6 separate regions of the Mus musculus genome follow, and regions 2, 3, 4, 5 and 6 are each linked to region 1. The links are chromatin loops, found by intact Hi-C in ENCODE. Cell type or tissue: left cerebral cortex. All regions are shown on one strand. Region 1 overlaps Hhat (hedgehog acyltransferase). Region 2 overlaps Kcnh1 (potassium voltage-gated channel, subfamily H (eag-related), member 1). Region 3 overlaps Kcnh1 (potassium voltage-gated channel, subfamily H (eag-related), member 1). Region 4 overlaps Kcnh1 (potassium voltage-gated channel, subfamily H (eag-related), member 1). Region 5 overlaps Kcnh1 (potassium voltage-gated channel, subfamily H (eag-related), member 1). Region 6 overlaps Kcnh1 (potassium voltage-gated channel, subfamily H (eag-related), member 1).

Evidence for each region. Hi-C counts contacts between places; a loop is a spot of excess contacts. Peaks named below come from ENCODE experiments on the same cell type or tissue, not always from the same donor. Only the 100,000 strongest peaks of a DNase experiment are listed, where the experiment ranks them.
Region 2: a loop joins it to region 1, with 7 times the contacts of the local background. A loop is called at or near these places in 3 of 42 quality-filtered maps.
Region 3: a loop joins it to region 1, with 3 times the contacts of the local background. A loop is called at or near these places in 2 of 42 quality-filtered maps.
Region 4: a loop joins it to region 1, with 8 times the contacts of the local background. A loop is called at or near these places in 4 of 42 quality-filtered maps.
Region 5: it touches region 1 in a loop (3-fold over the local background); 3 of 42 quality-filtered maps call a loop at or near these places.
Region 6: it touches region 1 in a loop (3-fold over the local background); 4 of 42 quality-filtered maps call a loop at or near these places.

Annotation. Positions count from the first base shown.
Region 1 is chr1:192,583,860-192,588,859 of GRCm38, reverse strand. All of the region lies in intron 10 of Hhat (hedgehog acyltransferase), which reads left to right. Among named protein-coding and RNA genes, the nearest start is that of Gm31011, 70 kb to the right of the region's middle. In left cerebral cortex, no CTCF peak of the experiment used is centred here; DNase peaks (open chromatin) are centred at 1,223 and 2,052; H3K27ac peaks cover 3,301 bases.
Region 2 is chr1:192,483,012-192,488,011 of GRCm38, reverse strand. The region is part of intron 10 of Kcnh1 (potassium voltage-gated channel, subfamily H (eag-related), member 1); the gene reads right to left. Among named protein-coding and RNA genes, the nearest start is that of Gm31011, 31 kb to the left of the region's middle. In left cerebral cortex, no CTCF peak of the experiment used is centred here; DNase peaks (open chromatin) are centred at 2,868 and 4,633; H3K27ac peaks cover 3,004 bases.
Region 3 is chr1:192,264,397-192,269,396 of GRCm38, reverse strand. The region is part of intron 5 of Kcnh1 (potassium voltage-gated channel, subfamily H (eag-related), member 1); the gene reads right to left. Among named protein-coding and RNA genes, the nearest start is that of Kcnh1, 76 kb to the right of the region's middle. In left cerebral cortex, no CTCF peak of the experiment used is centred here; DNase peaks (open chromatin) are centred at 333 and 2,266; H3K27ac peaks cover 2,348 bases.
Region 4 is chr1:192,418,695-192,423,694 of GRCm38, reverse strand. It overlaps Kcnh1 (potassium voltage-gated channel, subfamily H (eag-related), member 1), which reads right to left. Exons shown (of 11, transcript NM_001038607.2): 9 at 4,760-5,000. Among named protein-coding and RNA genes, the nearest start is that of Gm31011, 95 kb to the left of the region's middle. In left cerebral cortex, no CTCF peak of the experiment used is centred here; DNase peaks (open chromatin) are centred at 1,808 and 2,115; H3K27ac peaks cover 1,541 bases.
Region 5 is chr1:192,329,227-192,334,226 of GRCm38, reverse strand. All of the region lies in intron 6 of Kcnh1 (potassium voltage-gated channel, subfamily H (eag-related), member 1), which reads right to left. Among named protein-coding and RNA genes, the nearest start is that of Kcnh1, 140 kb to the right of the region's middle. In left cerebral cortex, a CTCF peak has its summit at 1,884 (motif pointing right); DNase peaks (open chromatin) are centred at 2,801 and 3,332; H3K27ac peaks cover 2,233 bases.
Region 6 is chr1:192,442,090-192,447,089 of GRCm38, reverse strand. All of the region lies in intron 10 of Kcnh1 (potassium voltage-gated channel, subfamily H (eag-related), member 1), which reads right to left. Among named protein-coding and RNA genes, the nearest start is that of Gm31011, 72 kb to the left of the region's middle. In left cerebral cortex, a CTCF peak has its summit at 2,920 (motif pointing right); DNase peaks (open chromatin) are centred at 109, 273, 2,307 and 2,746; H3K27ac peaks cover 4,010 bases.

The DNA of each region.
Region 1 (5,000 bases):
TGCAGCCTTTGGTGTAGTTGAGAGGAATGCTGTATGCAAGCCAGCTGAGGACCAGAAGAAGGTGTGTATGCACTATACCCAGAGAGAAGCCTCTAGAACATTGATGTTCATGAGGAAAGGAGTTGATGTGAGCTGAGCTCTTGGTTCCCAAGGGGCTTGACTTGGGCAGAGCCCTGATGAGTTAGCAGCAGCACTGGATCATCAGGAGGGAGAAGCCTGGCCCTGTAACACACAACTTAAATTGGGATCCTGGCTGCTTGTTGAAGTCCAGAGACTAACATGACATGAAAGGCAACTGGAAAGACCAAAAGGTCTCCATGTAAAGGGCTTGAGTGTCACACTTAGAAATCTGGAAATGCAAAGTCCTTAACCAAACAAACATGTTAAATTAATATATTAATACCATATGTCAGACCAACACGCTGGAATAGCTCCAAAGGCTAGAGCAGGCCTATTCTTATAAACAGCATGTTCCTTGGTGGGCATGACTGGTTGGTGCCCCGTCTGTGGTCTCCCCACCATGGCATCATTAATAAAGCTGGAAACGGCTGTGCAAACCGTTGCCTATGTATTTTCTTCTCAGTGGCAATCCGAAGCCCAGGTCTCACCCTCTCTGGTTTACAGGTAGAACTCTGAGAACAATTCCCCTTCAGCTCAGATATGTCAGCCTCCATAGACTTCCCTTTGCTGAGGCTGCCCTGGAGGGAGGCTTTAGGACAGCATCTGGTTTCTCCTGGAAGACTGACTTGTGGCTTCAGCTCCTTTTCCCACCAGCTCAGCTACAGCAGGACAGGTCTCCTGCTCTCCTGCCACTGTTGTCCTAGCTGAGAGCGAAACACAGACTTGCAGAGCAGTGCCTCATGGGGGAAAAAAGCTCTTGTAACATACCCACTGAAAGCTCTCTCTGGGTTTCCTTCCTAAGGCTGAGTCTCTTTTCTTACCCTCCAAATTCAAATTATCTACTGGAAACAGCAGGGCTGGAGCCGCCAAGATTCCTGTTGTTGGGCCCTTTGCTTATTCCCTAAGTAATATGCTCATACTAAGTGCAGTATATTTTTATGTGTTTATATGTGTGTGTGCTGCGCTTCTGTGTGTATTGCATGTTTGAGTGCTCATTTTAAAGCTTTGAGAAGGCACGGAGCATAGGACTCCTAAAATAAAATCCTTCTAAAGTGTCTCACATCTCTCCAAAGACCTAGAAATAAACTCCGCTTAAAAAAGCACGCCGAGCAGCTGCTGGCCTTGTTTGAGATGAGCTGGGCTGGCAGCCGCGTGCCTGTAGCTACCCACACAAAGTGAAGAACGCGCTTTAAGTTGAGTCTTGTTTCCTCTGCTGTTGGCCCTGTTCCTGTAGCAGGTTGGAGTCAATGACAGAATGACCCTTGACTGTCTCTTATGAGGGTGACAGAAAAGACCACAGTATAAAAGATGCAGGGCCTTCACCAAGCTGGCTGTGCTCTTGAAAGTGATGGTGTTGGAGTAATGGCATTGTTGGTGCAATGCCATGATAAGAAAACATTCTTGCCCTGTGAGGGGAAGGTGAAGGATAAGGCATATATGTCATGAGACTTACTCATCAGTATACAGGAGCACAGAAAAGCAGCAATGGAAGTCACTGCTTCTTGTCTCCTCTGAGGGTGACACCTGTGCTGTGTATACTATGGTTTCTACTTCTGCACAGAGAGCCTGTACTGTGGTTCAGTCAGAGGAAGACTAGCAGGGTGGACTCACATATCTTATTTGTGTCGGAGGTTGGAGGGTAGAGTTGTCATTCTGAGGGACAAGATACCTGGGGCTGTTGTAGCTCCCAGCTTTGATTACAGATGAGACAAGATGGACACTGACTGGGGTTCTTTCAAAGTGTTATACTTAATAATTGCTTCAGCCCTTCTAGGTCGGTTCATACTCGAGGTTCACAGTTGAGGGGACTGGAGACAGGGAAAGGCAAGTATTTAGCTCTACTCTGTGGAAGTTGAATGCAGTTCTATGTGATCTCCTCGGAGCATCCTAAATTTCAGACACAAATGATATTCCTGGATAAGTCCCTCCTACCCCATATGAAGCACATGACCATCTGCTCTGCGTGTCTTGGCTGCTTGTGCACATTAAGTGACTAAGTGACATTCCAGCTCTTGAACAAGTTATAAAGTATGTGTGTGATGTGATGTGTGTGTAAGTGATGTGTGTGAGCCATGTATGTGATGTGTGTGTGATGTGTGTGTTGTGTGTGATGTCTCTCTCTCTCTCTCTCTCTCTCTCTCTCTGTGTGTATGTGTGTGTGTGTGTGTGTGAGAGAGAGAGAGAGAGAGAGAGAGAGAGAGAGAGAGAGAGAGAGAGGTGTATTTCTGAATGTATTTACTCATGCACATATGAGTGTATGTGCATGTGGATTCTAGAGGACCATGCTGGGTATATGCCTTAGTTTTTGAGACAGAGTCTCTCCCTGAACCAGGAGCTCACCAGTTTGGCAAGGCTGGCTTGCTGTCAGGCTCAACCCCCTGCCCTATCACTGCTTTCCCAGTGCAGAGGTCACAGGCAATGCTGTGCCCAGCCTCTTACATAGGTTCTGGGGATCTAAACTTAGAATGTTTCACTCGCATGACAAGCACTTGACCCTCAAAGCTCTCTCTCAAGGCTCCAAAACTTGAACTTTAATTGTAGGCCCACACAGTTGTGGATGAGATAACTAATCTGAAAGATCAATCTAAGTGAATTGGGGCTCACAGAGGCAGATAGTCACATGTAACTTAAGGATGGAGATGTAGATATTTTATAATGATGTGAACTTTATAGTGTGAACTTGTACAAACTGAATGGCTGTCATATCACCAGGAGACAGACTCTTAGGGAACCACCATGATGTCTGCTGGCTCTACTTGACAAGAGGTGTTGTTCAGTGAGGGTGTGATATCACAGATGTCACACCCCCAACTCCCACATCCATTCCCTAACAGTAACTTTGAATTCTCTTAGTTTTCCCGTTTTTACACCCATTTTAAAAAAATCTATACTAACTCATTCGTTACCTTTGACCTATAGAGGCAGTGGGTTTCTGGGTGAGATGTATTTCCCTGTCTCTCAGTGTGTTTACATTGTTACCAGTGGAGTCTGCCAGGATGGAAACATTGTTGGCCTGCTCCCCACCTCAGCTTGTATCCTCTTTGCTGGACTGACCAGGTTGCCATCACTACTTCTTTCCAGACTCTCCTGTTGGAGTGCAAACTCCCTCAGATGGAAATCCCCATGGTCAGATGGTCAGCTGACTTCTGATGGCCCTTCCTGAAGCTCTTATCTCCTCTTTCTGTGGGTACCACTGCCCTTTAGACCTGCTGTCTGTCAGATGTCTGATCTTCCTGTCTCCTTGCTACATCCTGTTCCTGTTGCCCAGGGACAGCTTGCCACTGTACTCCAGCTGTACTCCACACACACCCTACTGGGTGATTTGCTGGGACACACCCTTTAGTATCTTTCTTAGAGAAGAATGCTGGGAAATACATTCAAGAGACCTTTTGTGTCTTTAAAACTGTCTTCTTTTACCTCACACAGTTGGTATCTGATATGGGGTTTTGTTGCAATTTCTCTGGCAGTTGTTGAAGTTCTGTGTCTTGTGTCTTTTACCTTTGCTGTTGGGAAATGACACTTCTGTTCTTGTTTCTTTGTATCCACTGTTTTCTTTCTAGATACTTTGATGCACATTTTTTTTTCTGTTCTCAAATTTCATAGCACCTATAACTTCCTCGGTTTAGAGTTTCTCAGGTACAGTTTATCTGGGCGGGGGTGGGGGAGAGGGTGTTTGCTGGATAGTTTTATGTCATCTTGACACAAGCTAAAATTATCTGAAAGAGGGAACATTATTTAAGAAAATGCCTCCATAAGATAGGATCATAAACAGGCCAGTAGGGCATTTTCATAATTAGTGATTGATGGGGTAGGGCTCAGCCCATTGTGGGTGGTACCATTCTTGGGCTGGTGGTCCTGGGTTCTATAAGAAAGGAGGTTGAGCAAGCCATGGAGAGCAATCCTGTAAGCAGGCTCCCTCATAGCCTCTTTATCAGCCCCTGTCCCCAGGTTCCTGACCTGTTTGTTGAGTTCCTATCCCCATATCCTTCAGTGATGAATAGTAATATGAAAGCATAAGCTGGACAAACCCTTTCCTCCCCAACTTGCTTTTTGGTCATAGTGTTTTGTTGCAGGAATAGAGAGACCCTAAAGCAGGTGACCTTCATTGTGTGGGCTTGGAAGAGGAGGGCACCGTGCTCACTGCCCAGATCTTTTACAAGCTCCCTGTTTTCTTCTGTGGAGCATGTCCTGTCTGTGCCACCTCCTGTCCTGTGTATAAATGTTTTTCTTCTCTTGGGGAACTAATATTTGGGTATTTTGGCTATATGGACTCCTCATCTTCTGTCTTATAACACTGGCTTGACTTTTCTTACCTGCTTCCTTATCTAAGGCTCGGTACCCTTTTCAGATGTGTGCTATCAGTTACACAAGGTTTGTGAAGGAGCACAGATATCTAACCAGCAAATCGTAGAGGGTTTTTTTTCGTGAGGTCACTGATGGAACATTTCAGAATGCGTTACCTCTCCCCACTTTCAAATTTTTAAAGGTCAAGGTTTCTTAAGAGGCAGACCTTCCTCTAAGCTGCTGTTTTTGGTTGAACAGGATACTGTTGAAGCCATTCTTGCCATATCCTAGGCTATTTAGTAGTCCTGAGGGATTTCAGTGTAGCCTGGAGAGGGAGGCGCCATGACTGTGAGCAGCTGTAACTTGGGCATGATGGTCATCAGACTTCCAGCCTCTCCCCCATGGGTCTTGATTGTTTATGCTCAAGGGAGGTGGCCAGAGTATAGGGTCACTGAGTGGAAAGACTAGAATTCCCTTTCCCACCCCCTTTTCCTAGCTTATAATTCATGAACTTAAGCTCTGTAAAGAAACGCAGAATCAAGTCTGAGATGCCCTGTTCACCTTCTTCCCATGATGCAGCTGGTGTGCAGGTATTC
Region 2 (5,000 bases), 100 kb after region 1:
AGGTTTGATGGACATCTCATGACTTAACACTGCTGTGGCCAATGCTGAATGGCCCAGTGTTACAGATGGGGAAACTGAGCCCCGGAGCAGGGCACTCATACCCCCTAGCTTCCTACTCAGAAACAGTCAGCCTGGACCAGGAGAAAGCAGTCCCCCTTCAGCCTCTTCTCACACAGGTCTTACTGGCCTGCTGAGCCAAGCACAGCAGGCTACCTGCCTCGGGAAGCACTGCCAATTTCATTTTGCAGAGGAGAAAAGTGAGGCTCAGGAGTGTGCCAGCCAATGATGAAATACCTGGAAGGTTGGAGGAGGTCCTTAACTGGCACAGCCTGCTCTATCAACTCATATATGACAAATGTCATAGGAAGATTAGGTGCAGAAGAGAAAGGCCGCCCCCATTTTTGGAAATTTAGTAAGGAAAGAGCGCGCGCGCGCGCGCGCGCGCGTGTGTGTGTGTGTAGGGATGGTACAGAGGTGTGTGAGTACAGGTATGTATGTTCATGGCTATGTGTATGTGCAGGTATGTATGGGTGTGTGTATGGCACTGTGTATATATGTGTAGGGTGTATGTGACTATGAATAGTTGTATGTATAGTTGTATGGCTATGTGTATGGCTGTGTGTATGTTTGTGGGAGTATACACAGGTATGGGAGTACAGGTTTGCCTGTGTGCAGATGGGTATATGTATGTGTATATATATATGTGTGTGTGTGTGTGTGTGTGTGTGTGTGTGTGTGTGTATGGAGATGTGCATATGTATGAATGTGTGTACTGTGTATTGTGAGAAAGATGTTTAATATGTATGTGAATACAGATATTGTGTGTTTGTATGTATATGTGGAGGTGTGCATGTGTATGAATGTGGGGTGTATATGAACATCTATGAGTATGTATGCATATGTGTGTATGTGCATATAGGTATGTGTATGCATGTATATAAGTGTGAATGTGTAGTCAGTCATGTCTAGATAGATAGATGTGTGTGAACACAGGTGTTATGTGTGATGGCTGTGTGTATACAAAGGTGTGTGTAAATGTGAGGCATATATATTGGTGTGTATGAGTGTAGGTATATGTGTTCATGACTGTGAATGAATAACCTGTGTGTGTATGTAGAGGTATACATGAGTGTGAGCCAGGCATGTGTGTTCATGACTGTGTATGAATGAGCCTATGTATGTTTGTATGGGTGTACATGAGTGTGTGTGAGTGCAGGTATGTATGTCTTTGTATATGGGTTTGCAAGTACAGGTATATGTGTGTGTGATGTACATGTATATATGTGGGGTTGTATATGAGTGTGTGCATATGTATGCAAGTACAGAAATATGTGTGTATGGTTGTAGACTGTGTATATGCATAGGTATGTGTATGCACAGATATATATGGGATATATATGAATAAATTTGTATGTGTGCAAATGCATGTGCATGCGTGCATTCAGGTACACACAGTGACTGCACCGAGTGAAAAGCACTGAGGTCAGGTCCCATGTATATCACTGCAGGACCAACACCTGGAGGGGCTGGTAGGAATGAATAAGTGTACTGAGCCCAGGGTGGTGAGAAGCCAGGCAGACAGCAGGTGGGTAGGGTCCCCAACCCACCCCAACCCCACTCTGCCATGAGATCTCTGACCCATCCCCAGCATAGAAACATGAAACCTTTGTCATCAGTAGGTATCTATAAGTCTGCCTGTAATGCAGCAGGTGGGCATTTGGCCTGGCTTCACCTGAATCTCTCCCCAGAGAGAGATATTTACATCAAGAACTCTTGAAGGACAGGGACTGCTTGGCAACTGCTGGCAGCAAAAGCCCCAAATAGACTGCCCAGTGCTGCTGCTCTGCTCTCTATAAAGTCAATAAAGAGGCCAAGGCTCCAGTGAGGCGTAGCTCTGTTCTCTGGGAGCTGCTGGCTGCACAGCACTGTGGTTGGGTGGGGAAGGACCAGGGTTACATGGTCAATTCCCCACCCCAGCAAGCAGTGCTTTCTAGAGGACCCTCAGCCCTAGGAGAGATGGAGACTGTTCAAAAGGCCATTGATGTGTCTGTTCCTTGGGACAGAAGCAAAGCACCTTCCTGGCTGCTGCTCAGAATGGCAGCAGAATCTATTCAGACCAATTGTCAGGCTCTGCAGTTTTTCCTCAGCAGCTACTGCACCCAAGTGTGTCAAGGTGTCAGGTTGATATGTGATCCAGGGTCACAGAATGTGAACTGAATGTAACTGCGGGGATTAGCAGCCACCAAGAAAAAAGTAGCGAATTGTCCAGGTGCTTTCTTCTCAGGATCTGCTCCAATGGCAGCACCCTGCAGGGACAAGTCCCATGGACATAAGGTTGGGACCAAGAGAAGAGACTTCTGTCCTTCCTGAGCGAGCTTTGTGTGGACAGGAAGGAAGGGTGGGTCCCTGTGCGCTGAAGTTTCTTAGTACCTAGCAGCATCCAGAGCTCCAGCACATAATACTTTCTCTCTATGTCTGTCTCTGTCTCTGTCTCTCTCTCTCTCTCTCTCTCTCTCACACACACACACACACAACCGAGGACCTATTGGACTTTCTTCTCTGCAAACTGTGGCTACCCAGGAATCCTGAGGTTCACAGTAAGAACATTTCCCTTCTGTGCCTGGATGTTTAACAAAACAGTAAACATCACTAGACCTTGTATTTATATAGTGACCATCATTAACCATTCTTCTATTTACAGTTCCTGTAAACTGCCCCTTTAAGCTTGCTGATTTTATGCCCAGCTTATACGCAGTTCCTTTCCTTTCTCCAAGGGGAAGGAACAGATTGGCTTTGTCTCACCCAGCATCGACTCTCCCACCAAGGCTGAAAGCCCAGTGCTCAAGGCTGCATGCTGACGTATGTCATCATTTAGACTAGGCCAGCTCCATTGTGGGAAGATGTCTTTCTAGGACAGCAGAGGCTTAATGTGAAACATTCACACTCCCAAACTCCAAATGAGAAGTCTTGGTTGGGTAACTTCAACATCCAGACTTCTGATCATCTCCCATAACATGGCTGCCATTTCAGGATTGGTTGGGGAGGCATTTGTAAAGGGGAACCCATAGTCATGACTAATGTAGTTCCATGGACAGAGTGTGGACAGAGAACATACTGTTGCCTCACTTTCTCATGTCTAGGGTAAAGAGACATGACACCATCTGGTGGACATTAACTATCTCCTTCCTAAGTCCTAGAGAGTCACAGTTGTAGATTCAAATTCTAGGCATGTGTGATAACTCAGGGGAAGAAGGGTTTCTTTGGCTTATAATTCCAGATCATAGTCCACTATCACGGAAAGTCAAGGCAGGAACTTCAAACAACTAGTCATACCATACCCACAGTCAAGAGCACAGGGAAATGAATATGTGCAGGCTCACTGGCTTCCTTGTGATCAGCCTGGGTTTTCCACTCAATACAGTTCAGGACTCCTGCCTAGGGAATGACAACACCCACACTAGGCCAGGCCTTCCCACATCCATTAACTTAAATAAGACAATCCCCACATACATGTTCACAGGCCAAAGCAACACTACGCAGACAATCCCTCATCAGGGCTCTCTTCCTAGTTAAGTCCTGGTGGGGTCAAGCTGACAGTCGAAACTAACCACCTTGGTGTCTGCAGTCAGAAAGAAGAGAAATGAATGCTGGTACTCAGCTCACATTCTTATTTAGTCAGGACTTCAGCCCAAATGTTGCCTCCCTATTTTAAGAATAGGTTTTTCCGTCTCAGTTAACCAAATCTACAAAGTTTCTCACAAACAGACACAGCTAGAGATTCATCTCTTAGGTGACTCTAGATCTTATAAACTTTTGCTGACATCAATATTAATCATCATTATGTTCAGTAGTCTCAATTTCTCCAACTCCATCTTGCTTCATGGCCATCTCACAGGGGCACAAGCAGATAGATGAGAGAGTAGGGGGTGGCTGGTTGGTGGTCTCTCAATGGTCCCTCACTGAACTCTGAATGCCTAGCATGCCAGAAAGAGAGCTCTGGAAATAGCAACCTCAGATGTCATCGGTTAGAAAGTGATCCCACTAGAATGAGATGACCAACCCAAAAAAATTATTCTTACAGAAAGGGGAAACTGAGATACATGTAGGTTCCCATGGGAAAGCATAATGTGGTGAGACCAGAACTAAGGGTGACACCACAGAAGCCAAGGGGATGGAAGATGGGTAGCAGCAGTGAGATTCTCCCTCAGATGCCAGAGGAAACTGACTCTATAAATGCTTGACCTTGGACTTCAGTTCCAGGACTGGGTTAGCTGGTTTGTGCTACTTACACCTCTCCATTTGTCATAGCAGCTGTAGCAAATGAATCCAGATGTCAGAGAGGCCACATGAAGTTATGCCTGTATGTATATAATAATATGATTCTCTCTCTCTCTCTCTCTCTCTCTCTCTCTCTCTCTCTCACACACACACACACACACACACACACACACGTGTGTGTGTGTGTGTAAATATATATATATATAACTAGGAAGAGGCTAGAAATGGTAGAATATATGGGTGGAAGGATAGAAGGCTATATATGGAATAGTAGACCCAACTGTTGTGTAGGTGTTGTGCCTAACTTTTCCCAGCCCAGAAACCTCTGAAACCATGCAAGGGAGAGAGTGCTGGTCTGTTGGGTGAGTCTTGGGGAAACATCTCACAAAAGACAGAGAGATGTGCACTATACAGTTGCAGTGGAAACTGATCCTTGTGAGCATCCTGTGGGACAGATATTCTCAACCTTGTTTTACAGAAAATGGAGCTGCCCCTTGTCTCAGGCTACATTGTTAAGAAGCAGCAGGCTTGTGTCTACCTGGCCTCAACATGGGCTCTCTATCCTACAGACCTGATTTCATGCCCAAGTCAGTGACTTAGGTATACTATGTCTTTACCTTGTTCAGTCCAGAAGTTGGCTGCACCTCTGTAGCAACCAGAGGACAACCAAGGATCATCTCAAGGATGCTGCCCTCTGCCATAATGCTAACTTCATGATGCTG
Region 3 (5,000 bases), 320 kb after region 1:
ACCAGCATTCTAGAAGTAGATTTAGATGCTAGGATGTTTTTTGTTTTTTTTTTTTTTTTGCCCATGTTTCATGTTATGATTTGCACATGTGTGTGCACATTTTCGCATGTGTGTAGGTCACACGTGTTGGGGTACATGAATGTAGTTGTGTAGACCCACACAAATTGATTTTAGGAATCAACCTTGCTTACCCTTATACCATATTCACTGAGGCAGGGTCTCTCAGTGACAGAGCAGAGCTCACAGCTTCAACAAGTCTCTGCAGTCCCCGGCTCCAGGGCTCCCATCTCTCCCTCCCACAGCTAGAACACGGGCTGCTGACTAAAGGCAAGCACTTAACTGCTGAGCAAAAACATTCTCTTTGCATTCTCTTTACAAGCCTGTGGAGAAAGCTATGAAGGATTGCTTGAGACAGATCCAAGCATCCGACTTAGGCTCTTGCGTATGTCACTCTGCTGTGAACTCTTAACATCATCATGACATTGTGAAAAGCAGAAATAACATGGAATTCTGTAGAGCAAGCACTTTATTTACAGAAAATCAATACCCTTAAGAAAATTTCCTGACCAAGAGACCATTTTACATCCAGTAAGCTATCTGGCTACAATCGCCATTTATAGTAACTACAGCGACAAGTGACTGATTATTCATATTGATCAGAAAACTCCACGAGATTGATCACCTTCCTCCCCAGGAGGTGAACATGGCAATGGATTCCCGGCAGGAAGTACAGTAACAGCTTTGACCCATCGAAGCCTCGCCTCATGCGGGTCCTTCAGTATGTCATTCTCTGTCTCTGGGGCTTAGGGGAGCTGGGGAGATAAGTAAGTCTCCAATGTGCTACCTGCGCAAGCATGAGGACCTAAATTCAGAGTCCAAAACCCTCACAGAGAAGTCAAACCTGGTGATTCATTCATGTAATCCCAACACTGGAGAGGAAAGACAAAAAGATCTCTGAAGCTTGCTGCCTAGCCAGCCTTGCCTGCTCAGAGCCAAGCCAATGAAAGCCAATGGGGGGGGGACGGGACAACAGTACTTTAGGAATGACAACTGAGGTTGACCTTTGACCTTCACACACACATACACGCACACACGCACACATGACACACGCGCATGTGCGTACACACATGCACACACACACACACACACACACATACGCACACACACAACATGCATCTTCTGGGCTCAGAGTTAGAGCGGGTATGTAGACCTTGCCTGGCTCTAGTTCCACACTCAGTGCTTTCTACAAGCTTGTCCCAGTATGGAGAGCAAGATGCTCATCTAGAATGAGCTGGTCTGCAAGTCCTAGAACCATAACACAGTGCTCCTACCAACTTCTCTGCCCTCAGCAGTATGGGCAGGTGTTTCTAGTATCTTCCTGTGGTCAGTCTGTATGAGTCAAGATTAGGGGGGCAGAGAGCTAGCGGCCTTTCTACCATACTTCCTAACCCGATTAGGGTGTCTAGTGCTGTGATGAAACACCATGAGCAAAGCAACTTGGGGAGGAAATGGCTTTTTGGCTTATACTTCCATATCACTGTTCTTCATCAAAGGAAGTTGGGACAGGAACCTGAAGGCAGGAGCTGATGAGAAGCCATGGAGGGGTGCTGCTTACTGGCTTGTTCCTCATGGCTTGCTCACCCTGCTTTCTTATAGAACCCAGGGCTACCATCCCAAGGATGGCATCACTCACAATGGGCTGGGCCATCCCTCATTAATCACTAATTAAGAAAATATGTCCTTCGTACCTACTTATAGCTGGATGTTATAAAGATGGTTTCTCAATTGAGAGGTACGCTCCTCTCAGATGACTCTAGCTTGTGTCAAATTGACATTAAACTACACAACCCACTTCCTAAGGGTAGGCTTGTATCTAAGTGCATGTCCTGGCTCCATGCTCAGTACTGTTCACAAGCTTGGTCCAATGACTCCCTCAGCCAGGATGAGGTCCTCTAAGGCAGATGCCATTTCTCCTAGTGTAGTATCACTGGCTCATGCTCTCTCCATCCTCTCTGCAGGACATCCAAGCAAGGCAGGTCCTAGGTGCTCTCAACTGTCCTACATGGACAGGGCTGGGTAAGCTCCCGCCCAAAAGAAGACAGTGCTCAGAAAGCCAGATGGGCCCATCCATCACATTCCTCTAGTGTTCTTCATCCTGGAGTTCTCTGCTGCACTTTTTAAACCCCCACAGTCTGCCTATGAGAGTGATAGGAATGGGGAGGCAGAGGCTCAATGCAATGGAGGGGAAAATGACTCACCCTACATCACAGCAGGGCTGAGGAAAGAAAGGAGATGTGGGCGGCAGGCTGCCAGCTCTGCGTGTGCAAGTCACACTCTGCTCTAGACACCTCGTGCAACAGTGACACACACGTTCATCATCCGGAAGCCCCAGGACATGAGAAGGCATGTCACTCACACCCAGGCTGGGAAGTAGATCACAAAGGTGAAAGGTTTGCTCTTAGCCTTACTGCAGTCTACAGGAAGGACACCTGACCACAAATCCGGTTTTCAGATTCAATATTTCTTCTTCTATTGTGTGTCAACTCTCCTAAGAAACCCAGGCTCCCAGTTGAAGGTACCATCTCCCCTCCCAGGGTTGACCTTCTCCAGAACATCTCATTAAGGTCCTGGTCCTAGCTGCATTTCTATTGGTATAATTAAAAACACACTGTGACCAAAAGCAACATCAGGAATAAAAGACTTCATGAGGTGACACTGCCAGGCCATGGGCCATTGCAGTAGAGAGGTCAAGGTGGCAGCAGCTCACTCTCTATCCACAGTCAAGAACAGAAGCAAATACATCCACGCTGCCCTGCTGGCTCTCTTCCAGCTTTGTCTGCTCCTATACAATGCCCCTCTGCCTAGGAACCCACGGTGAAATGGGGCTTCCTATACCAATGAACAATCTCCCATAGACACCCCCACAGGCCATCCTGACATAGATTATTCTTCATTTGAAAGTTTTTTTTCCCCCAAGTGATTATAGGTTGTGGCAAATTAACAGTTAAAACCAACCATCAAGTCACCAAACCAGCTAGGTTGGCCTGAGTCTGTGTCCCCCTTAAGAGTCATCAACCCACATAGAAGGGAGTCAAGAAAATGACATCGTACTGAGTGGTTTTGCTCAGATGGGTAAGAGGCTGTGATTTCCTATGCTCAGCCTTTTAGCCTTTTAGCTTAGCTGTCAATCTTGGCTCATGGTTTCAGCTAAAGCTGAACCAAGAGACTCTGCATCTTTCAGCAGTCACAAGTCTATACACTGGCCCTACACTCACCCCTCCTCCTGCTTCAGTAGAGGGCATCCTCCCTATCAAAGGCTAACCCCTCCACCTGCTCTGAGCCTCATCTTCTCCTACCTGCTCCGGTGTCTCACCCCCATGCCTTCCCATGATGCTTCCCCATCCTTCCCCTTAACCTTTCTGTGGACACAAGTTCTTTCCATCACATCTCAGACACAAGTCAACTTCCTTTTTTTTTTTTTTTTTTTTTTTTTTTGGCTGCTTCCCTTTGTAGCCAGACTCTTTGAAGAGGAGTCAGTGCCTTCACTTTTTGCTCTCAAGTACCAGCCTCATATCTTATCTGATCACTGCCTTCAGTCTCTAGAGACTGCCAAGGTCATCAGCAATTGCCATGAGGCTAAATTAGACTCTCTCATTCTCTCTCTCTCTCTCTCTCTCTCTCTCTCTCTCTCTGTGTGTGTGTGTGTGTGTGTGTGTGTGTGTGTATGTTCAAGTGTGCAGGATGGGTGACAAAGATATACATGCATGTGGAGTTTGCCTTGAGTATCTTCCTCAATTTCTCTACACATTTGAGGCAGAGTCTCTCAGACTAGCCCAGAGCTCACAAGTTAGCTAGCTGTAGCCCCAGGGATCATCTGTCTCTGCCTCCAGAGTGCTGGCATTACAGGCAACCACCATGCCTTCCCGGCTTTTACATCGGTTCAGGGGATCTGAACTCTGCCTCACTCTTGCACAGCAAGCACTATCTGCTGGCCATCGCCCCGCCCACACACTTCTCCCTTCTTGAAACACTCTGTTTCTCTCTACTCTCTCCAGCCCTTGGACCACAGAGACAAGCAGCTCAGATCTCCCTTCATGAGAACTAATCTGTCACCAAGGGCCACTACCTCTGTCACCAAACAAACATGACTCGGGATCTATTCACAGCGCTCCTGCTCATTCTTACAACTGCATCCCCGGCTCCATCTTCTATGGAAACTTTAAGTGTATAATTCAGTATAGTCAGCTATGGGCACAGCTATGGCAGATCCCCAGGATACCCTGTAACTGAGACCATAAGTCTTCTGTCCTCCCTTCCTGAAGCCTGTGGAAACTGTCCTTCTATTTTTCTTTCCTTTGAGCTTGGCCATTTTGAGTTTCTCATACAAGTCCAATCATATAGTACTTTTCTTTCTCTGTGTGGCATAATAGCCTTTTATGTCCACCTTTGTTGTTGCAAATGGTGGGACTTAACTGTACTTTAGTAATATTCTGCTGTAGGTATAAGTATGTGGTCTGATTTTTTTTTCTACTCATACTCTGACGCACAAAGGTTGCTTCCATGCCATGGCTATCATGAACAATCTGTGGTGAGCACAGAAGGCAGGCATCTCCTCAGGTCCTAATTTCAATTTCCTGGTATAAATTTTGGCAAAGTATAATCTCATGGATGCTCACAAAACACTTCAATCCACATGACAGAGACAAGAGAGAATGTTACATACTGAGGCTGCCACAGGCAGTCACAGAGAGAAATAAAAACCAGTCAAGGTTTCATTAGAGCATTTAGCTACAGGGAGTTTCCACAGATGTCTGTGCCTGGGAGTGGGGTATTAGGTTATGGTTACTATCTTAGTTTGGGTTTCCATCACTGTGAAGAGACACCATGACCAAGGCAACTCTGATAAAGCAAACATTAGTTGGTACTGGCTTACAGCTTCAGAGGTCTAGTCCATTATCACCATGGGAGGAAGCATGGCAGCCTCCAGACAGACATGGTCC
Region 4 (5,000 bases), 170 kb after region 1:
GTGCTGGCTTGGATGACCCACCACACAAGTCCCCTCCTCACAGCTGACCCATTCCTGACCTCATCTGATTCCATCTTTCCAGCCACCACCAAGGCAAAGACCTCATGGCTTGGTCTGTCAATCACTGGGAAGGGTCCCCTGCTGATCAATGGCTCCAAACAAATGTCAAAAATTAACAACATCATATGGCTGAAGTGAAGTTCATAAAAGGCCCCTGCTTATGGGTTCCTGTCTCGTTTCCTTTTCTATGTGCCTCACCTCTCCTACTCCATAGCTAAGGTTGGCGATGTCCAACCATACATGAAATGACAATCAAGGCTTTAGTGCTCTTGATATCACAGTGCAACAGGCTGGCAAAGCCCCGTGCACACTGAGCTGACGGAACAGGCATGGACAGTTCCACTCACACTGGCCTGAGCCTGCCACTCACACTCACACTCCCTCCAGTACCCCTAGAAACCCTGCTGCTTTTCTACCCCAATGCTCAGCCTACCACACTTCTTGGGGCCTTCCAAGCTCTCAGAAGGCTCTGCCTTCTCTGTGAGCATTTATCTGCCTGCTTGCTTCAAGAGAGGGACAGAGTGAGCCCCCTGTGCACATTGTCACTAAGCATCTGTCTCAGTTCAGCACAATGGTTCTCTAAGACAAGGCTTATTCTGTCCCCTGAAGAAAACACCACCATGATCCTCGATGACAGCAGATGCTGCTAAATATCCAACCTAGAACAATGGCCCAAAGGAGCACCTTATCCAGGCAAAGGCAAAGTGGCCTTCCAACTCAGCAAATGCACGAAGGCATCTCAGAGCAAGCAGTAACCTGAGGACCTACATGCCATCCTATGAGGACACGCAGTGAGGCTATGGGGATGGGACTGAACTGCCCTGTGCTGGGATGGGGATGTTAGGCATGGGAAGAGTAGAAGTAAGAAGAAGAAGGGGTTGGTTTAATTAAAAATAAATATCATGATAAAGCAAAAAAAAAAAAAAAAAAAAAGAACCCCACATGTAAAAAGGACAAAGACTACATCTGAGAAGCTGGTAAGAGGTTTCTAAAAGAATTCCAGAAGGAAGTCAGAAGGGAGTGCCGCCATGATCTTTGTCTTTGGGGAACAGTGTGCTTTCTATCAGAGAGTGGCTGCCATGGCTTGGGGGAGGCACACTTTCTAAATGCAACCTTTGATCAGCTCCATAAACCAATTTATTAGGTTACTATATTCATTTTTTTTTAAATGAAAGGCAACAGACTCTAATAGAACCACCAGACTGCATTTCCTTCAACAGGACAAATGCTGGGTTTTACATGTACGCTCATCAGTTAGCAATGTAATTAGCATTTTATATTGTGGCTGCTGTCACCAAAAGTCTATAAGGTTTTAGCAAGTGGGGAGGGGAGGGATTCTATTTTGGGCACATGCTAAGCCCACTCAGTTCTGATCACTGTCCCTTCTCATTCTTGGAGTCTGCACTTAAATTAAACAGAGAATGGGGGTGGGATAATCGAATTGGAGGGAGGAACCACGCTAGCAGGTTATAAGTGACTGAACTGGTAAGATTGGAGTCTGACGGCATGGGCAGCTGTGTCCCAGCATTTTCTCTGTAGCCTCTGGCATGAACACTGGTATATTTCCCTTCATTACCGGAGCACTGGGCACACAGCACTGCTCGATAGCTACTCATGCTCTGTAGCCCTCGATGTGCATAGGGGAAGCTGTCTAGAGTCACGTGCTCCACAGGCAGCTCTTGAGGGCTGGGATAAGATTTGGTCTACCACAGCAACCCACTCCTGACAGCATCTGCTCAACAGCACTGGGTGAGACTGCGCTAAAGGGCATCGGAGGACAATGAAGGTCTAGTTCTCAGTCCCATGTGATGCTCAAACCCTTCAGGAAGAAACTGATTGCAGTTCATTGAACAAAAGTGATTCTAAGGAGAAAGGAATTTTAAAAAGATCCAGGTGGGTGTTTCCAGGGAACAAACAGCTTGGAATGTTGTATGCCTCATGGCCTAAAGGACAGGTTGGCTCAAAGAACTTGTCAAGTCCTTTTATAGACTAAGAGTCTCTTGGCAAGTTAACGTAGGATATCGAGCCTGGACCTACTTTGGGGGCTCAATCTGGCTCTTGGAAGCACAGAGGAGACTTTTTCTAGTCTGGACATCTTGAGAGCAACCAACACGTTTAATCCAAAGCTGCTGAGCTATATTTGAAGTCTAACTATGCGCTAACTGGAGCAGGCTGGATGCCCAGAGGGCTAGATTTGGAGAAGCAGTAACTAGTCAAATCAACAAGGTTATGAAGTCGCTGCCTCGTAAGAAGGCCGGTGTGCAGGGGAGGAAGGGAGAAGGGGTTGTTTGTCCTTCTCATCTCGCTTCAGGCTATCATCCTTCCATGCCCAAGTCTATCGTACTGGTGTCTATGGTGGGGCATTAAAAATCCCTTATCGTGAGCACACGAGAGATAGTGCTGGGCCTCAGGATGGATTTTTTTCAAAAGCTTAAATAATCTGTGGGGAAGTTGGTACAAGATGCCTGACTCCAAAGGGTTACATCTAATCCAAATTCAAAGGATTGGTCAGTGGTTAATCTTAGCTGTGCAAGAATCCTGGCTAGCCCAATGTCCTCACTGGTGAATTTAAAGGCAGAGATAAGAACCCCTTTCCTTCAGATACTTTACAACAATGTCTTCACTGTTCCTGTGTTTGGCCCACAACCTCAGGTCTCTGAGAGGAGGGAGTGAGGAGAAGCCAGGACTAGGCTGTTGGGCTCTGTAGGCACCATGGTACCCAGCAGACCAGATACACTTCAGCTCCAACCCAGACTCAACAGGCTTCCCTTACCATTTTCCAGCAAATGCTGAAGGAGTATACATCATCCTTGGGTTACCCTGAGCACAGTATAGCCAAGAGGGCAAGTTGACAAAGTGCCCCAGGAACAAGAAGGAAGCCATGCTTTGGGTACTCCAAAATCAGACAGGAGCAAAATTAGGTTTTAAAAGTTTCATCCATCTCTACATAGTCAGCCTCTTCTTCATTCTAACATCACATTAACTTCACACATAGTCAACCTCTTCTTCATTCTAACATCACAGTAACTTCACACATAGTCAGCCTCTTCTTCATTCTAACATCGCAGTAACTTCACACATAGTCAGCCTCTTCTTCATTCTAACATCACAGTAACTTCACACATAGTCAGCCTCTTCTTCATTCTAACATCACAGTAACTTCACACATAGTCAGCCTCTTCTTCATTCTAACATCGCAGTAACTTCACACATAGTCAGCCTCTTCTTCATTCTATCACAGTAACTTCACACATAGTCAGCCTCTTCTTCATTCTAACATCGCAGTAACTTCATATGCAGTCAGCCTCTTCATTCTAACATCACTTTAACTTCGTACCACCCATCTCACTTTTCTGGGAAATCAACCATGCACTGAACATAAAACATACCTCCACAATCTGCAGCAGTACCTGCAGCATCCCAACCCCACTTATCTCATTAATCATCAGTATTTCAATTTTAAAGCTGGGCAGGAATAGAGAGGCTGAACACAGAGGGATACTGAAATAGGACTTCACAAGTCTGGTGGGAGCAGAAGGTCTTGAGGTTGCTGGGATGGGACCCCGTGGGCCTCAAACACTTGACTCTCTGAACTTCAACTGTCTCACTTAGAGACTGAGAGCAATAAAGCCAGTTTGCATGGTTCAATGAGGATGCATCTGCAGGATATTGGGCAAAAATCAAATGTCTGTAAATAGTGATTATGCCATGATGTCTTGTCCCCTTAGAGAGATGTGTGTGTATTGGAGACCTATCCTGTGGCTGCCTCAGAAGTTTCCCCAGGGCCACTGATGGTCAAGCTCTCAAATACTGTCATGTTACACATGTCCCTGCTCCTCCCACATTCCTTCTTGCTGCATATGGTGAACTAGCCTCCCTGTTAACCAATGAGAGATCCTACCTCTCCCAAGAGCAAACTGTCATTGGACTCCTTTGACTTTTTATATATCTCAAAGTGATGTGTTTCTCTCCATCCACCCACATCTTTGTTCATTAAGGGCCTAGATAACACGTCTCTTACCTGCTTACCCTGCTCACCACAGCCCAACCTCTACTTGCTGTAATTTTTCAAAAGTACAGTCCTAATGTTGCCCCTTCCCTACTTTCAATTCACCACGGGTCACCTGCCCCACTCTTGCAAGTGAAATCAACAACACCCTTTAATGGGATTCCTGAGGCCTACGGTTTGTCAACTCTCTCCCAGTGTCATCTCCCACCGTGGCCCTGCCATGTGCTCCTGTCACATAGAGAGTGACTCAGAGGTTTCCCCTGTGAGTCACACCTGTCCCTGTGAATCACACCTGTCTCTCTCACACAGGCTGACCTCTCTCTTTTTGGAACCCTGTTTTTACCCTGCTCCATGTAACTCATTTTCAATTGTTTGGCTGCTTCTTGTGTATCATTTTATATAGGAAGCGTTCCCATTTGAATCCTGAAACATATGTCCCTTCCGATATATTCCAAATGATGGTTTGTTTACTCATCATTTTCAGTAGCCTGCAGCCCCTTGAAGAGAAAACCCCAAGGGCCTTAAACACCAATCGGTTCAAAGAAGGAACTTCAACTTTTGTTGGATGGATGAATGGATGGAGAAATGAGCCTGCCCCAAGGAGAAATCACTGGTTAAATGTGGCTGTCCAGTGACTAAGACAACCCCAAGTACAATACCAGGAGTACATCAAAGACAGGCAGCACATACCTAGGATGGCCACCACCTCGTCATCCTGGATCACCTCCAGGGAGCCTGAGACCACGAAGCAGAGGCTGTCCACACTCTCTCCAGCATGATAGATGAGGTCCCCTGGGGCACAGTGCACTGTCTGGAACTCCATGGCCAAGGCCCGCAGGCAGCCATCGCTGGCCAATCGAAAGGCAGGGTGTTCTTTGAACACTTTGCGGTTCAGGTGCACGCAAATGTCGGCTCGCATGTCCTTGGGGCA
Region 5 (5,000 bases), 250 kb after region 1:
TAGACACTAAAGTCTCATCACATTATTGAAATGCTGGTTTTTTGTTTTGGTTTTTGGTTTCTTCTGTTTTGATAGTTCCACCAGAATCCCACATCTGCTCCGGAACACGATGGCAGCCATGCCAAATTAGAAATATAAATATAATTTTTGTTATCATCTTCTACTCAATATTGCTTGGAGACCCCTTCACCTGCCCTTCTCTGTCTCGTGCTTCCTCACCTTCATGTGGTAAGGTCTAAGATCTGCATCTCAATGGACTATGCCTGCCTGGCACCGGCTCACCAGGCTTTCTGTCAGCACTGGCCTTCCCTGTTACCCTCCCTCCCTCACACTCTGAAGTTAAGAACAGCGAGTTTTAAGCTCCATACTTGCATCTTTCCAAACAAGAGTGACTTAGCACTCAAACAATAAGTACTGCCTTCCCCCAGGAAACTGTGTCCTCCACCGGGCCCTGTGAATGGCATTTCATTCATTCATTCTTCAAACAGGTTGGAGGGATGGGAGGAGCTTCAGGCAGAACAGGGTGGCACAGTTTGCACCCCACACCTCAGCTTCCTTTCACTTTTTATCTTGTGGTGGAATCTCACCACGCTGTCCAGGCTGGCCTTGGACTTATTCTGCAGGTCAGAGAAGCCTTCAACTTGGAATCCTTCTGCCTCAGTCCCCCAAGTAGGTAGGATGAGAGGTCTGAACCACACCAAGCTTAGCAAATGCTTATGGAGTTCCCACTCACACTTCAAGCACTGGAGACAGACAAGTGACAAACCTGACCCAGACCTTCACCCTCCTAGAATTTTTAATTAAGAGAGACAGATAATAGGATAAAACTCTAAAGTAAGAGCTGCTACATGACGGTATGCTAACAGAGCAGGCACGACCTACGCACAGAAGTAGCAGGAAGGTGGCCAGCCAATGTCACTTAGGAGGCCGTGGCATCAAGGCAAGGGCCCACAGGAGACAGGGTGTGAGCCATGAGATGGTCTAAGAAAAACAAGCTCCAGACAGAAGCAATGGTAAAGCACCCTGGGGTGTAAAGGGCATGCCACACTCTGTTGCTCTGCTGTAGACTGACACGTTCTTGGGTCTAGAAGGACAGTGCCAATGAGAGATGTGATTTCTTACATTAGCCCTCCAGGCACTGAGGACATTACCGGATTCCTGAGACCTACCAAGTTCACCATAGACTTACTCTTCAGGTGAACATGTGAGTCCCAGTTCCTCACAGACACTCTGTGGTGTAGTTGAGTGGAAACCTACACTGTGGTGATACTGAACCTAGAGGTCTGCTAAAAGGATTGTGATATTGATGTAGGGGGTCATGTTGAGAGATTGAAGGATGTTCAAAGTACCCATCCAGGTGTGTCTGAGTGTTTACAGAGGAGATGGGCATGTGGGTCAGTGAACTGAGTGACAGAGACCTGCTCAGACTCTGGGAAGCACCAACTAAATGTCTAAGCACCTGAATGAATAAAAAAAAAATCAAACAGGAAGAAAGGAAGGCAACTTCCATCCCTCTATGGGCTCCCTCCCAAGTCAGTGTGCTGTCTGATGCCACTTTTAGGCTTGGACCAATGATCTTTAACCTTTGACTTAAATCTGCACTAGGGGCAATGAGTGGAGGTCCCTCAGGTCTTTGGTCTCAAGCTGAGGGAGTTGAGGTTATACCTTGGGTCTCTCAGACTTCTGATTTCTTAGATGAAGCCATACACCAGCTTTGCTGGTTCTGCAGCTTGTAGGCAGCCACCACTATGGACCTGCTCAGCCTCTGTGACCATGAGAGTTAGCTTGACACACCCATCCTTTTGTGTGTGTGTGTGTGTGTGTGTGTGTGTGTGTGTGTGTGTCTATACCTATATTTATATTTACATAAATACACAACTTTGCCACTAGAGGTCTCTCTCTCCCCAAACCTCTTTTTCTAGTTTCATGTAACAGAGACTGGCCTTGAACTCAGTATGGTAGATCCAAGGAGTCATAGGATCAGGAGCTTGTGACTCCTTGGAGTCTACCTCCCAAGTGCTGGATGCTAGGCATGCCACAGCACAGCCATTTATATGGCCCTGGCAATGGAACCCAAGACCTCACACATGCCATAAGCAAGCATGAGCCGCATATACCAGCCCCCACTGGCTCTCCTCTGGGAAAGCCTGGCTAATACAAAGATTTACTACTTTATTAACAAAAATTGTGTGTTGTCTGACTTCAAGAATGTTCATACTATTGGAACTCGGAGCCATTTCTGTTGATAATGGGATAAATTGGTTTTACCAGGTTTCATTGGAAGTTGCTTTCTGAAGCTGAAATTTAATTTGCCCCCCCCCCCTACTCATTGCAATATTGTACTTCGGCCATGTTTAATTCAATCCAGTGGTTATTTTCTGAAACCTGGGGAAAGAAGACACATTCTGAACGGAGAAATGATAGGAAAACAGGGCAGCCTGATCCCTGCCCTCACACTGCCTGAGGCCAAGCCCAGAGCAAACAGAACGTAAACTGCACTGGGAGCAAACTGTATCTGCAACCTGCAGTCTATTCAGCAGGAGGCCCAAGACCATGCACACAGGGGACTACTCCTGGCTCACATAGCAGGTCTGCTGACCGTACTCAGGGAAAGGATGTGGCTATTGAGCCCAAGGGGAGCTTTTTAACCAAAAAATGGGATTGCCTGCACCCTTCTATCTGTTTACTCCACTAATGTCGTCCAAAAGCCACATCTGCAGTCGCTGCAGAAAACAGTCAAGGAGGAAGTTTAGAAATCACTGCAAAGACTGTGGACGTCCCTCGTGCTTACTCAGAGGCATGGAGCAAACTGTGCTCCCTCGTGGATTTACACCATCAAGCTTCCCCTTATGGAGATACTGGAAATAAACCCTTGGTTGTTGACAAAAAAAAAAAAAAAAAAAACCCAAAGGAGAAGGGACAGAAATTCTGGATTTATCATGCAACATGTTCATCGCTCAGAATACTAAATTCAGCTTTCTTCTTCTACAAAAGAGATGAATCCAAGTGCCCTAGAATGTTTTTTCTCCCTCATCTCAAAGGAAGCAATGCAGCCACCTGAAGCCTAGATACTATGGTTTTAATTTCTTTAGGCTAATTTGATTTAAATCTCAGGGATAACACAGGTCAGAGTCTGGTGTGGGTGAAAAGCCAAGTGAGTTTCCTAAGAGTCATAGATGTCCCCAGGACTGTGACCAGAGGAGAACACTGGTCCCTTATCACTCTCCTGGCTTTATATACAAAATATACACTCTCCTGCGGTTAGGAAAGTATTCTAGGAAGCAGCAGAGAGGCAAGGACCATTCCCTACACAGCCTCTTTAGATTTAAAAGTCTCACACATGCCCTGTCTGAACATAGCCACTCCAGCCAGTCTCATCCTGACCAAACATCAAGGTGCAGGCAAAAAGGCAAGAACCCCCAATCAGGTGGCCTCCTACCAAACACCAGGTATTTGTGGCACAGATCCCCTGGAGGATGGGCAGTCAAGAGGAGGAGTCCAGCAGCTAGTTTAGATGGGTGACGGGTTTTCTGGAATGTAACGCAGGAGTGTGGTACTGCCAAGTGCAGACCAGCAGCCTGAGCCCCTGGGCTAAGTCAGTGAGGGTGGAGCTGCAATGTTATGGAACCATCCTGGCTAAAATGAAGACACGAGAGAGAGAGAGAGAGAGAGAGAGAGAGAGAGAGAGAAAGAGAAAGAGAAAGAGAAAGAGAAAGAGAAAGAGAAAGAGAAAGAGAAAGAGAAAGAGAAAGAGAAAGAGAAAGAGAAAGAGAAAGAGAAAGAGAAAGAGAAAGAGAAAGAAAGAGAAAGAGAAGCTGTGTCCCCTCCTTGGCTCTCAGTCTGTTAAGCAATGGTCCCTAAGAAACTAGAATTTCCCCAGCAGTCTCAAGGTGAAAGAAGGAAAACATTGGACAAGGTGCCAGCCTCAGGTGGAGCCTGTCCCTCAGGAAAAGGCCTACTCCAAAAAGGCAGGGGACAACAGGGGCTCTTGGAATCCAAGGCTGAGGTAAGAAGGACCTTCCAACTTTGTGGTTTCCATTCTTTTCATTCATGATTTTAATGCTGACTGTCCTTCATTGATACCACTCAAGATCTCAGAGGCCATTCCTCTGACAGCCCTGGGGAATGCTGGGTAAGAATCAGTCTACCACCACAGGGGAATGCTGGGTAAGAATCAGTCTACCATCTTCATTCCCTGAAGGAACCAACACATACAGGGCTCCACTCTGTGGCTCTCTAACCTCTGAGTATAAGTCTCCATGGGAATATTATGAAGAAAAATGGTTCTCTTCAGAGGTTTTTGGAAAAAAAACCCACAGTTCTGAGGTCTCTGGAAGTCAAGTACAGAGAGCCACCATCACTCAGTATATACAGTTCCCCTGCATACTAGGCCCAAGAGACAGCAGGGTCAGATTCAGCCTTCGTGGTGGCTATTATAGAACACTCAAAGGCTCCCCAGAGTTTCAGCCTGACCCTAGATGAGGTCACTGCTGCTCAGAGAAGAGAAAAGAACTATCCAAATGCAGCAACCTTCTAAAATTCCAATCTCAGCCCCAACCACACACAACCTTCTATTACCACTGCTGTGGTTTTGTCCTTTCCAGAACGTTCTATCCTGAAATCATCATCTAGCATGCAGCCAGGGACAGCTGAGTCCATTTCTAAGGAACAGATTTCAAGGTTTCCCTGGGTCTTTCCATGACTTTCCATGGACAGTGGATGGCATGCCATTGTCTGTAGGTAGCAGGGTACATCCACTCATCTTCTAAGGGTTGCTTGTAAGGTTTTAGCGATAAGCAGTGGAAGTGCCACCTGTCCCTTCTCACATAGCTCTCAGCACAGTCACGGGGCCACAAGAAAATGTCCCACAGGACACGCTGAAGGTTGCCATGCAATGTCCAGAGCAAGTGCTGGCAGCAACAACAGGGTCATCCACACGTGTCTTCTGAAGTCATGATTATACTCATGAACAGTGACTGTGCTGGATAGCTCATGTCAAC
Region 6 (5,000 bases), 140 kb after region 1:
GCTGGGAGGGAGAGAGGAATGGAGGAAGAGAAAGGAGAGGAATAGAAAGACGGATGCAGAGGAGAAACGGGGTGCGGTAGTGGATTACAGTGTGTACCTCTAACCAGATTTCCAAGTCCTAAATCTGACTCATGCTTGTGACCTTATGCAGAAAAGAGGTCCTTGTAAGCATAGCCACTGTAAGGATCTCAAGATGGACCCCTCTTTGGGTTGGCCCACTTCCAAAGACTGATGTTCTATCAGAAAAAGGAGAGGGAGATTTCCCCACACAGACAAGGAGCTGAGGGGTATCTGAATATTGACAGAGACTACATCCAGGCTATTACAAGCCAATGATAGTCAGAAGCCACACCAGATGCTGGTACGGTCTCTCCTATAGGCTGAGAAGGAGTGCAGCCTTATAGATTCCCAACCTCTGGACTCCAGAGCTGTGAGATAAAAATACTTGCTGTTTAAAGCCACCAAGTTTGAGACAATGTGCTGTGGCAACCACAAGGCACTAACCCATTAGGAGGTCCCTGTATGACTGAATGGAGGGCCATGGTATCACAGTGCCGCTTTTTAGTTGCTTCTTATGTGATTCTCGAGAAGCCTGAGGAAACTAGGAAATGCAGGGTGCTCACAAATACTAGAAGAGCCATTCAGCAGCTGGAAACTAAGGGAGTAATTCGAGATTCAAGGTTCAGCTGGCACTGGCAGCCCAGAGCCAGTCTCCCCCGCAGGCTGCCCTTGGCCACAGCAAAGTGGAAGCAGGGTCTGCCACAAAGAGGTTCAGACACGTAGCTCCCCATCCTATCAGTAGGGAGGAATCTATTGCTGCCTCAGTTAAAGCCTTGGAATCTTAGGTGTCCTATGTTCAACTCTGAGGAGTTGTAGACATGATTTATTTTTAAACTCCTGGAAGGGGCCCTGCTTTAAGAGGCCCTGGCCCTCAAGTGCCTCCTATACCCATCTCCTATTCTTCTCAACACCCCCTCCTGCCCAGTACATTCTAAGTATTAAAGTTGTGGGGGTTTTTTTTTCCCACAAAAATCAGTGGTCTTGGATGGGAACATTCAGTCTCCATGAAGTGCATGACCACAAATTGCTAACCACTGCAAAGCACTTTGGCAATTTTTATATCTTCCCAAAAGGAAGAACAAAGCCTTCCCAGTCAAGCAGAGCTGAGTCCATAACACTCAGCACTAGCAGGAGTAGAAGACACTGGGGGAACTGGAAGCCAAGAGGGGCTGGGCGTGTTCTCCAACTTGATTCCCTAGAACAGCTTCTGGGATGGTTCATTTATAGGGAAAACCACACATATGCATACACACACACACACACAACATGTATACACATACATACACACAGAGAGAGACAAAGACATAGACACACACACAGAGACAGACAGACAGAGACACATATGGACAGACACACAGAGATAGAGAAAAAGACACAGACACAAACACACAGACACACACAGAAAGACAGAGATACACACACAGACACACAGAGATAGAGAAAAAGAGACAGACAGACACACAAACACGCAGACCTACACAGAGACAGCAACAAACACACAGAGAGATGTGCACAGATACAAACACACACAGAGAAAGACAGATACACACACAAACACACACACATAAAAAGACACAAACATAGAGACAGATACACATACATGTACACACACACACACACCAGCAGCAGCACTCCCCACAGGAAGGCCAGTACACCTAGATAGCAAGTTACCCTCAAGCCATGGAAATGAGGGGTAAGCACGCACAGGAACAGACAGTGCCTGACTCCACAGAGGGAGGCAGTAGTGGCCAGAACCCAGCCATGATAGCCCGGATGCTGCTTAGGCCCTACCATACTGTGACCCTGTGCACCTAGAACAGCCATCTGCAGGGGCAGGGAGGGCAGGAAGAAGCCCAGAATATGTGTGTGTGTGTGTGTATGTGTGTGTGTGTGTATCTGTGTCACAAAAAACATCTCTGCTGACAGGCTCACTGGGGTGGTGGAAATGATTGCTGATAGACACAGAGCTCTGCTGCCCATGACCACAGATAATTGGGCCCTGCCTCCTGCACTAGTCAACAGGCTTAGTGCTGAATACATTCCTATTCAGGTTCCAACCTGAGAGAAATGTCAGAGAGGAATTAGGAGGTGCTTAACACAAAGCCTGGGATGAAGATGCTGGCGGCTCTCCAGCAGCCTCGGCTTGTGGTTCAACAGCCAAACCAAGCTCTGCTGCTGTGCTCATTGGGCCAGGAGGGGGGAGGGTCAGGAAAACCTGGATCCGGCTTGTGAGCATGCGAGTCCAAGCCCAGCTCAGTCTGGGGTTTGCAAAGGCATCTGCCTCCCTGAGTAAGAAGTTAGGCTGTGCCAAACAGGCAGTTTCTTCTCCAGAAACAGTGTGTGCAAAACCCACTCACTCCCCAAAACCCCGGGCATGGGCGCCTTTGCTTTTATTTCCCAAGCTCCCCAAGTCAGGGTTTTCCTCCAGTCCTCCATTTCTGAAGAAAGTGTTCCAGACCTGTCCCACTGCCAACTGAATCAGACTGAAGACCAGCACTCAGCACACTGCCGGAGCTGTGTGCCTGCCATGTTTTCCTCCAGTCCTCCATTTCTGAAGAAAGTATTCCCGGTCCGTCCCACTGCCAACTGAATCAAGCCGAGGAGCAGCGCTCAGCACACTATCGGAGCTGTGCGCCCGCCGACTTCTGTGGGCAAGAACCTTCTCTTTGTCAAGAGTTCTAACATCCTGCCTTCAGTATGCTCTCTTGACACACTTTCTCCCACCCCACCATCTGCCATGGGTTTATCCCAAGCCTGCATGGGTTTTTCTCTTCCTGTTGATGAGAACCCAGTGGAAAGCTTCACTTCACCCATGTGGTCCCAGAGGGCCCCTGGAGTTAGAGTGCAATACGACACACCACCAACAGGAGGCGCCAGGTGTGGCTGCAGCGTGCAGGATTTTAGACACGGGATAACACAAACACGCGATGTGAGCTCTTTTAAAATTCTGTACTCGGCGGACCAGACGTTATCTCCCTATACGATTTAAGCATTTGCAAGGAAGTATGTTGGAAATGCAGCAGCACACAGGAGCTGTCTGCAAATGGATCTCTAAGGAATAAGGCACAGTCCTCAGCATGCTGCCTAAAGCAAAGGGGCTTTTTAAAAATTAAACCTGTCAATGGAAAATATGCTGGCTCTCATTACTAAGCACGGCCCAGGAGCAGTAAAAGCCTGAAAAGCCAGTGGTTTAGGAGCTGTTGGGCTGCTATAATATTGCCATGTGCCACGGGAATTGGAGAGGACACAGCCAAATTACCCAACCCCCTGGGAATATAATTTCTCCATCCATGCTGACCCACTTGATATACGGGGAAGAAAGCTAGCCCTGAAGGATGCCCTACCTTAAAAGCCTGAGCAGTCCCAATGGAATCTTCAAGCAACTTCTCCTTGGGCAAAAGCAGAGAGAGAAAGATCTAGAAATGCATTTGGGATTAGGGGAGGGAGGTGTGAAGCTGGCCAGAGGTTTCCCTCTGCAGACTCTCTTGAGTTCTTATTGCTCGGCAAATCGATTCTTATTGTTCTTAATTCAGCACGCCCAGACAAATGCATGATCATTAACCACTGCTACTGAACCCACCACCCAGCAATGAGGTAGCCATCAGCAGTACCCAGAGGGGTCCAGGTTTGTCTCCAGGTGGGTAAACTGATGTCTCTTACCAGTACCCACCTAAAGTTTTCCCCACCGCTCCCATGGCTCATGGTTACTAAACCCTCCTTGTTTAAAAGCCTCTTCCCATTCCTGGCTGGGCTCTAGGTCTCTGCTTGAGTCTCCAGGACCCAGCCAAGCAGTGAATTTCCACTGAAGCTGGCATCTAACTGTAAGCTGCCACTCCTCTGGCTTCTCATGATGGCCAGAAGCAAATTATATCCCTGATTGTTCCTGCCACAGAAGGTTTCTGTCACCTCTGCATCAGCGGAGTTGAGCCACAAGAAAGAGAATGTGACCAGGATTCACCCAGTCTCACTGTGCTCTACCGCTCAGTGATGTGAACTCAGCATGACCCACAGGCCCCATCCCTGAGCAGACTGTCCAGTGCCAGCAACCATCAGGCGAGCCCTAGCATGTCTACACTATGCCCAGATGCACTGAGGTGGTGTCCAGGGACCTGATGCTTGCACAGAACCTCTCAGAGGAGATAGCAGGCTTGGATGCTGCAGCCTCCTCACAGCACTGAAGGCCTACAGGTCACATCTGTGTCTCCACTGTGGTCACCACTCTGAAGAGCCCAATCTTGATCATTGCCAGATCGGTTCAGATTGGAACTCCAATTATCTTCTCAGTGCACGAGTCTCTGAATTTATTTAACCCATGGGAGCCTCTGAATCTTTAGCACCTTAGTGAGATTATAACCTATGCAAATACTTTAGTGCACACTTGGCAGAAAGGCGATTATTATTTGTTGCTGGCTGAGGTCCTAGCTACCTAGGGCCTCTAAAGCAGTGAAGAGTCGAGGAATATTATAGGATATACGAGCCAAGCTCCAGACGGAGAAAGCAGGAAGGTTTCTCTACAGATGCCATCTTTTTTTAAAATTTTTTTTTATTACATATTTTCTTTTTTTTTTAAAGATTTATTTATTACTTATTATTTGTAAGTACACTGTAGCTGTCTTCAGACACTTCAGAAGAGGGAGTCAGATCTCATTACGGATGGTTGTGAGCCACCATGTGGTTGCTGGGATTTGAACTCCGGACCTTCGGAAGAGCAGTTGGGTGCTCTTACCTGCTAAGCCATCTCACCAGCCCCACATATTTTCCTCAATTACATTTCCAATGCTATCCCAAAAGCCTCCCACAGCCCCCCCTCCCCTACCTACCCATTCCCATTTTTTGGCCCTGGAGTTCCCCTGTACTGGGGCATATAAAGTTTGCCTGTCCAGTGGGCCTCTCTTTCCAGTGATGGCCGACTAGGCCATACAGATGCCATCTTGCAGACA